Regions from separate parts of the Homo sapiens genome. Here region 2 is linked to region 1. Evidence: chromatin contacts called from ENCODE Hi-C or POLR2A ChIA-PET data. All regions are on one chromosome and are shown on one strand. The core of a region is the stretch at or near the end of the contact, and the rest is flanking DNA. Distances in the headings are between cores, read along the strand shown. Region 1 holds the start of NHP2 (NHP2 ribonucleoprotein). Region 2 overlaps FAM193B (family with sequence similarity 193 member B).

Region 1 (4,553 bases), core at 515-3,014:
CTACTACCTGAACTTTCCCAAACCTACTCGTACCTCTCTAATCCTTTCTTCAATTGTCAGAAAAATCTTAGGGTGTAAAAAATAATAAAAATTATGTCACTTCCTGGCTTTAACCCCTAATAGCCTCCAAAGTGCTGAGTATAAAAACTAAATTTACTGTGTCCTACAAGGCCCCCTAAGAAGGTAGCACTTCTGCTCACCAGACCCTCTCCTGCCCAGAGGCCCACTCTTTCTTCTGGCAGAATCCTCCCACCCACCCCCCAATTAATCCCTGTGTCTTAAGACCTCAGCTCAAATGTGACTGCTGAGGGAAACTTCCCCAGATGCGCCCTCCCCAGCTAGGTTAGATGCCGTTGAGCATCAAGTCTGCCCAACATTATTGATCTCTTGAGCACCTACAGTTTCACTTCTTGGGATAAAGCAAGGAGGCCCTGTTCTGAAGGAGCTTACCATCTGGCCTGAGAGGGTGATAAAGGGAAGAAAAATGTAAACAAGGTTCAAACTTTGATAAATGCCATTAAGAAAAGTGGGGTGATGAAGTTATCATTGCACTCTGTTATTTTCCTTCATGGCTATCTATCACAACGTGTAATTAGTTGTGTGTGTGTCATTATCTGATGAATGAATGTCACTGTTTCCCCCATAACACAGTGCCTGAAAAAGAGTACATTCAATTGTTAAGGCTGCCAGGCGCGGTGGCTCATGCCTGTAATCCCAACGCTTCGGGAGGCTGAGGCAGGAGGATTCCTTGAGCCCAGGAGTTCAAGACCAGCCCGGGCAACATGGCGAGACTCCTCTGTCTCTGCAAAACAACAATAACAACAGCCAGGCGTGGCGCAAGCCGGTGGTCTCAGCTATTCGGGAGGCTGAGGTGGGAGGATCGCTTGAGCCCAGGGGGACGAGGCTGCAGCGAGCTGTGATCGCACCACCGCACTCCAACCTGGGTGAGAGCTAGACCCATCTCAAAAACAAACAAAAACGTTAACGTTCAGTTCCTTAAATACAGAGCCGGAGAGGGGTCATCCCTAGGACTGAGATTCAGGGCTGAGAGGATTAGGGCGGGGGCCGGAGGTAATCTGAGGCAAGGAGCGGAGCCCGGGGAGGAGGGTCCCTGAATTAATGAAGGTGGGTTTACTCTAAGGGACTTTGCTTACACAATTCGCTTCACTTTGGAATTCACTTTGAGCTGGTATACGTGGTGTACCGGTATTGTCGTACCGGTATTGTACCAAAGGGACTTTACCGACTGCTTGATTGGCTTCTGTATATGGGGCTAGGTCAGAGTTAACCTTTTTACTGCGCGCCTACTAAGTAGAGATTTCTCCGTTAACGTTTAGAAATGCAAAATCCAGAGGAAGGAAGGTTCTTACCCTTTTTCTCCTTTGTTGACAAATTTCTGAACCTCTTTCACCCCGCGCCGAATCTGCTTCTGCTTCACCGCTGCAACGACAGAAGAGTCGGTCGGGGGCCTCGCTCAGCCACCCGCGCACCCATCCCACCCGCGCACCCATCCCGGCCACGCCGCCGTCCGCCTCACCTTTCTTGATGCATTTGTAGAGCTTCCGCGTGAGGCGGCGAGAAGCCAGGGGCTGCGCGATGGGGTTCTGGTTGACCAGCAGCTCCTGGTAGGTGCGCTCCCCGGAACACGCCTCCGCCTGAGCCTCGGGCCCGTCGGGATCTGCCTTTATTTTGGTCATCGCAGCGGCCGCTGAAACCTAGTCCCAGGGAGGCGAGCCCACGCGGTCCACAGCTTTAGGCATCACTTCCAGGTCATCAGCTGCGCGAGAAGCCGCCGTACAACACGGCCAATCAGGAAAGGAAGTCTCCGACTCAGCCCAATCGTTGACGCCCAGCTTCGTAACTACGGAGAGCGGAGAGGGGCGGAGTCATGGTCCTTAAGGCGGGGCCATCCCCGGACCAAGGGACTGGGCGGAACCGATTAGGGCGGAGCGGAGGGAATGTGAGGCAAGGGGCGGAGCCCTGGGAATCGGGGCCGGAGAGGGCGGGGCTCTGGGTGCTGGAAAGGCTGCCTCGTTTTTTTTCTTTTTTGAGGCAGAGTTTCGCTCTTATTGCCCAGGCTGGGGTACAGTGGCGCAATCTCGACTCACTGCAACCTCCGCCTCCCGGGTTCAAGCGATTCTCCTACTTCAGCCTCCCGAGTAGCTGGGATTGCAGGCATGCGCCACCACGCCCAGATAATTTTGTATTTTTACTAGAGACAGGGGTTCTCCATGTTGGTCAGGCTGGTCTTGAACTCCTGACCTCAGGCGATCCGCCCGCCTCGGCCTCCCAAAGTGCTGGGATTACAGGCGTGAGCCACCGCGCCCGGCCTAAGGCTGCCTCCTTTCTTGCATAATTTTTCTTTGTTTTCTGACCCCTGGACCCGGCTGCGCAGGTGTGAAAGATACAGAGCAAGGGATGACCCCACTGACCTGCGTCTGCACCGCTTTTCCACAGATAGCGTGTGGCTCACTCTCATCCCGCAGGGTTCCGTTTCAGTGTTTCCCATGGGAGAGGTTTCCCTGGTGATTTTATCTAAAATTGCCGTCCCCTCTCTCTCCAAACCAGCATCCCTTCACCCGCTATTTTCCCGCAGTTCTTACCATTGCCTGACGCTACACATGCAGAGGGCCTAGCCGAGAAGCCAGCCGGGGCTGAGGGAAGGACGGCTCCAGCGAAGCCGGGAACAGCGGAGGGAAGGCTTTGGGGACTGAGCTCCCTGCCGTGCAGGGTGAGAGCTATGAGGAGCTACCCTTTGGACGGGTCTGTAGAAGGTAAAGGGACAGAGCTGCCAGGGCGTGGGGGGCGGTGGCAGGCCGAGATCCAGTGGATCTTGGTATCTCTGATTAGCCTCTTCCACTATATTTTGGAACTCTGGATGGATATTAATTAGATAATCGCTGCAAATTACTAATTTGTAATACTAATTACCTTTGATCCTGATGTGGCAGGCCTGCCATTTTTGTGTTGCTGGAACAGGCCAGTAAGTAGAAACTTAGAAGTGTTCCGGTAGTTGTGGGTGGGAACACAGGTCAGTTAAACCAACTTAAAAATTGGCCTTTCCCGGGTGTGGTGACTCGTGCCTGTGGTTCCAGCTACCCGGGAGGCTGAGAGGGGGCTCGCTTGAGCCCAGAAGTTAGAGGCTTCAGTGAGCCATGACTGCACCTGTGAATAGCCACTGCACTCCAGTCTGGGCCACCCAGGAAAATCTTGTCTCTAAAACAAAACAACAACAACAAAAACCTTGTAACTCTGAACTAAAGTGCAATAAATTTTGTTTTGCATTAAATAAAAACAAATAGGCTGGGCGCGGTGCCTGTAATCCCAGCACTTTGGGAGGCCGAGGCGGGCAGATCATGAGGTCAGGAGATCGAGACCATCCTGGCTAACACGGTGAAACCCCCGTCTCTACTAAAAATCACTCTGTCCAGCAGAGTGATGGAGAATTTCACTCCTGAGAACCCAGTTCAAACAAATTCAAACAAATGGGCTCGCTTGACTGACCTCACTCAGAGCCTCGGTTGTGAAGTCCCTTCAGCTCTTACATGGAAGGAAAAAGAAAGTTAACATTTATGTGGCGAGCATATTATATACAATATCTCATTCAGTGCTCACCAAAAAATACCTCTATGGTAAAGGTAAAGACTTTACCATCCTTTTACCAGGAATATATAACTTTATATTCACAATTTACTGACACACATAAAGATGAATAGTTTGGTACAGCTCACACAAAGCTGGATTTGAACCCAGGTCCACTTGTCTCCAAGCCCAGACTTTACCCATACCTGTGATTTGACATTTGACTTCAGCTCAAAAGGATACGTAAATAGTGAAAGTGTAGGAACCTCAGCTTGGCCCAGGTCACACGTGTCTGCATTTTGAGCCATAAGACAATGAAGTGCTGAGAACAAATATGTCTTCAGAAAACCACAGTGTTTTCTTTTTCTTTTTTTTTCTTTTTTTTTTTTTTGAGATGGAGTCTCGCACTTTGGCCCAGGCTGGAGTGCAGTGGCACCATCTCGGCTCACTGCAAGCTCCGCCTCCCAGGTTCACGCCATTCTCCTGCCTCAGCCTGCCAAGTAGCTGGGACTACAGGTGCCCACCACCACATCCGGCTAATTTTTTGTATTTTTAGTAGAGACGGGGTTTCACTAGGGTTTCACCGTGTTAGCCAGGATGGTCTCGATCTCCTGACCTCATGTTCTGCCCGCCTCGGCCTCCCAAAGTGCTGGGATTACAGGCATGAGCCACCGCGCCCGGCCCCCTTTTTTTTTTAAGACAGAGTCTCCCTTTGTCACCCAGGCTGTGGCATGATCTCAGCTCACTGCAATATCTGCCTCCCAGATTCAAGTGATCCTACTGCCTCAGCCTCCCAAGTAGCTGGGATTACAGGCACCCGCCACCATGCCCAGCTAATTTTTGTACTTTTAGGAGAGATAGGGTTTTACCATGTTGGCCAGGCTGGCCTCGAACTCCTGACCTCAAGTGATCCACTCGCCTTGGCCTCCCAAAGTGTTGGGATTACAGATGTAAGCCACCGCACCTGGCCT
Region 2 (4,553 bases), core at 1,223-3,722, 610 kb before region 1:
TTAAATTTCAGAGCCTCTGAGGATGCAGGTCTAGCCTTAGGCAAAAGATGAGGGAAGAAAAGTTCTGGGGGTTCTACTGATTTGGGATCTCCTCAAAAAAGCTCCAAGATAATTTTTCTTCACTCTAAGCATAACCAGAATCTCTGGAGAGTGTGAGATTACTCACAAGGGATCCATGCTGTAGCATGCACATCCCCAGAGCAGTGAAGGGGCCAAGTGAGCTCTAGGTGCACTCTAGGGCCTAGGGGGCTGGCATCTGTAGCCATTAAAACCATTATCTCTGCTCCCTTACCAGATCAGGCCCAAGACTTTTTTGTCTTGGCCTGAGAAGCATTAAGTTAGGGCATTCTAGTTTTTCCTGGATAAAAGAGAGATAAAATCAAAGGAAGAGGAAGCCACTTTTTTTCATGGAACACCATTTTTTAACTGAAAGAATGACTTACTATTTAGACTTGGGTATTGGCAGACATTTTCTCAAAAAAATGAACAATGAATAAAATGAGCCTGTCACTTCAAGGAAAACAACTGACAGTATTTGTGGGCAATGATATAAAATGCAAGCTTTCAAGTGAAAATTAAAATTCTGAAACTTGCATCTACCACCATGAGTTTGACAGCTTCCAAATACTTGAAGACTTTTCTGATGAAATTGGTGGTGATATTAACAAATGTTATCTTTTGGCATTGTAAAATGAAATGGAAAACATTTGGAAGATGTGCAAAATCCAGTGAGCCTATTTTCCAAATGACCAAAGCATGATGGATTCAAAGCACTGGCTCGACCAATAGATTTTAGTGTAAATGAGTATGAAGACTTCACTGATATGGGCTCAAATTCAATAATGGAAATTATTTGGAAAGGCTACTGAAACATTCCTCCCTTTCTCACTTACATATTTGTGTGAGGTTGGATTTTTTTTCATATACTTCAACCAAAACAATGTATTGCAAAAGACTGAATACAGAAGCATATATGAGAAGCCAGCTTTAGTCTATTAAGCCAGATGAAAAGAAATTTGCAAAAATGAAAAGAAGACCATTCTTCTAATTTTTTTTTTAAGATGAAATCTCGCTCTGTCATCCAGGCTGGAGTGCAGTGGCATGATCTCAGCTCACTGCAACCTCCACCTCCCATGTTCAAGCGGTTCTCCTGCCTCAGCCTCCCAAGTGGCTAGGATTACAGGCGCCTGCCAATACGCCTGACTAATTTTTATATTTTTAGTAGAGACAGGGTTTCACCATGTTGGCCATGCCGGTCTTGAACTCCTGACCTCAAGTGATCCGCCTGCCTCAGCCTCTCAAAGTGCTGGCATTACAGGCATGAGCCACCACACCTGGCCATTCTTCTAATTTTGTTTTGGAAAATATAGTTTTCATTAAAAATTGTTATGTTAACAAGATAGCTTTAATATTGTCTTTCTTAAATAAATTAGTGACAAAATATTTTAAAGCTTTCTCAGCTTTAATATTTAATTTGGTAAGTATCAATAGATATAAACAACACAAACAAAAGCTCTTTGGGTTCCTCAATAATTTTTAGGAATATATAAGGTCTCCTGAGGTTGGAGGATTGCTCAAGCCCAAGTGACGGAGGTTGCAGTGAGCCAAGATTGCACCATTGTACTCCAAACTGGGTAACAGTGAGAGCCTGTCTCAAAAAAAAAAAAAAAAAAAGATAGCTCTCTGGGGGCATGACTCAATTTTCTAGCTTGGCCTTTCTGTCCACAATTTGGGAATAACCCATTGCCAGACCAGACAGCTGTCAAGGACTACTCTGAAGCTGGATTGAATTTCCAGCACTCAGCGTGGCCTCATTCATCCCATGGATTCTTTTTCATCTCCAGAGTTTGTGTATGTTCGTACAGGATTGCCCCAAGACACATGCTGTATCTAACCAGCTGCCCTGCAACAGGTCCCAAATTCTATTTTGAAATGGCCCATTAGAGCACTCTACTCTCAAGGCACCCAACTCCAAGAGCCTCTCTGTCACCAAGGCAGGCAGAGGACAACACCAGCAGCTAAAATTCCCTTTCAGAAGCAGAGAAAATGATTAATCCTCAGCCTAGAAAAACTCATTGTCATAGTTATCATCAGTCACTCTTCCATTCACCCATTTATTCCCTCATTCAACATTGTCAGAGTCCCTGTCTCCTGCCAATTGTGCTAAGTGCCGGGAAACATCTACCCTTGACAATTCCTATTCATTCCCTAAGATTCTGGTCAAAGGTCAATGAAGCTCTTGCTGGTCAAGCTAAGCACAACTGATTCTATTTAGTATAGCATCATCAAAATGTGCCACAGATGTATTCTGTCTGTTCCTAAATTCCTGGTAGAATGTGAGCCCTCTGGGGGCAGTGTGTGGACCTTGGTCATTTAAGTATGCCCAGGAACCTAGGCTTGGCTTGGGCCTGACACATTGCAGGCATTCACTGAATAAATAAATGAAAGCTTAAAGCCCATCTGGCTCATGTCTCAGCTGTTCAACACAAAGGCAGAATTTAAAACAGAGCCAAAACAGTGCATTTCCCAACATGCTATGAGTCACTCTGAGCCACTGATGAGAGGGCAATCAGTGAGAAGAATCTCAGACTATTCTAATGCTGACAATCAGAGCTGCAGTTAATTCTAAGAGAGCTGACACAACCCCACCTCAGTGCCCTGGAGCTGTTACCCAAACTTCCATGCAGGCTGTGGGCTCAGGCCCTTCCAGGAGGTAGAACAGCTGTTTCACACTACGAGACTAGTCAGTGGAGAATCCTTTCTGGTTGTACAAGCTCGGTTGGGAGTGAGTCTCTCTGATCCTAGTGACCTTAACCCTAAAACTTTCTGTTTTAATATCCCCACAAGGCTAGCTCATCCGCTGAACTGCCTCCTGGGTGCAATGAGCCACAAGGAGGGCCCAAGCCGCAGATTTACCTGAATCCTCAGGTCAAACTGCCACTCTGCTACTCTAACCCCAGCACACGTTACTCATGGAGGAGGAAGAGCATGAATTTTGGGGACGAGACACACAGTTGTGAGTTCAAATCCCAGTTGCCATTTTCAATATGATCTTGGAATATTACTCAATTTCTTTGAGCCTCAATTTCCTCATTTATGAAATGGGAATAAAACCATATTTTACAGAGTTGTGAGGACAGAAGGAAATAAATTATGTAAAGTACCTGGCCTGGGCCTGGCACAAAGTAGGTGCTCAATACCCGTTAGTTTCTTTCCTCTTCTGCCCTGGAAGAAATGACAGGGAAACTTACTAAGTGAGACTTGCCCAAACCAAATTTATTTCTTTTTTTTTTTTTTTTGAGACGGAGTTTCGCTCTGTCGCCCAGGCTGGAGTGCAGTGGCGCGATCTCGACTCACTGCAAGCTCCGCCTCCCGGGTTCACGCCATTCTCCTGCCTCAGCCTCCTGTGTAGCTGGGACTACAGGCACGCGCCACCATGCCCGGCTAATTTTTGTATTTTTTAGTAGAGACGGGGTTTCACCGTGTTAGCCAGGATGGTCTCGATCTCCTGACCTCGTGATCCTCCCGTCTCGGCCTCCCAAAGTGCTGGGATTACAGGCGTGAGCCACCGCGCCCGGCCCCAAATTTATTTCTTGAAGCAAAGGACAGAAGGACTAGACAAGTGACTTCAAGGCCTCTTTGAACCCCCAGCTCCTTGTTTTCTGGCTATAACTTCCTAATAAAACCTTCAGTGTTTGCAGTTCCACCAGCCCCTTCTTTCTGCTTTAGTTTCCCTACATCATTTTTCACAGTAGATAGATCTACTCGTAGCTACCACTTGTGCTAAGCATCCTAAGCATGGAGGGGGAAATAATAAAGGGAGCTAAGGGCCTTTGGTGGAGAATGAAGGGGAGATGGACTGCAGCATGTTGGCCCACAGGCTGCACAACCATGCAGCTGCTGTGCTGGGAGCCACCCAGAGTCTGAAGGATGAAGGCAGGCTCACAGGCACAGAACCGAAGGCACACACACAGGGCCCTTCCCAAGACATAGCATGCCTCTCCTCAGTCCTTCTCTGCTTCTGCACATCCTGCCAAGAAGGACCAAATACATAAAGTAGTCACACCTTCCCATATGCTGTTCCTTCTGCCTTTTTCTTCTCTTTTTTTTAGGCTCGATCTGGGTGTTACATCCTCTTAAGTCCACAGGAAGAATGAACTTGGCTTTGCTCTAGGATATCCTAACACTCTTTTGTTTAAAAACGTATCTCTAGAATAGAGCTTATCATATATATTCTAGTGGTTGAAATCTGTCCTTTCCACAATACTGTGAGCTTTTCAAGGGCAGAGCCTGTGTCCCACAAGTCACTGTATTGCAGTCATTCAGCAGAAGCTGTAGCACAGAGTAGGCACAGGTAAGTGTTTGGATACACAATGGAAGATTATACACAATGGAAGTTGGCAAATATCATTAATAGATCAGAACTGGGGGAAGGTTTTTTGTTCTGTTTTAAACTAAGGTTGTTTCTGTTCTTGTTTATGGAAAAGCTCCTCCCTGGGAAACCCACTGTTTGAAGAATACCCTAGGTCTCCTCAAAGATCCCCCTGGCACCC

The links. A loop is a pair of places that touch in the nucleus more often than their neighbours do. ChIA-PET counts read pairs that join two places held with the same protein, here RNA polymerase II (POLR2A). Pooled maps may share reads with other maps.
Region 2: POLR2A ChIA-PET joins it to region 1 with 13 read pairs in OCI-LY7. The contact joins the enhancer-like site here to the promoter of NHP2 in region 1. A Hi-C loop is called at or near these places in 2 of 168 maps with a recorded cell type or tissue (CD8-positive, alpha-beta T cell and naive thymus-derived CD4-positive, alpha-beta T cell), 2 of 37 single-sample maps with no recorded cell type and 12 of 50 pooled maps. POLR2A ChIA-PET finds 5 or more read pairs at or near these places in 7 of 52 experiments (BJ, GM12878, H1 and 4 more).

What each region holds. Positions count from the first base shown.
Region 1 is chr5:178,152,121-178,156,673 of GRCh38, forward strand. NHP2 (NHP2 ribonucleoprotein) reads right to left here and starts at 1,765. Exons shown (of 4, transcript NM_017838.4): 1 at 1,538-1,765; 2 at 1,371-1,440. The coding sequence starts at 1,697.
Region 2 is chr5:177,544,004-177,548,556 of GRCh38, forward strand. All of the region lies in intron 1 of FAM193B (family with sequence similarity 193 member B), which reads right to left. Among named protein-coding and RNA genes, the nearest start is that of FAM193B, 8.3 kb to the right of the region's middle. Within about 2 kb of position 2,473, at least 20 of the 41 ENCODE cell types and tissues checked have a DNase peak (open chromatin) inside an H3K27ac peak, as active enhancers do; they include PC-9 and Panc1, where a contact is called at or near this core.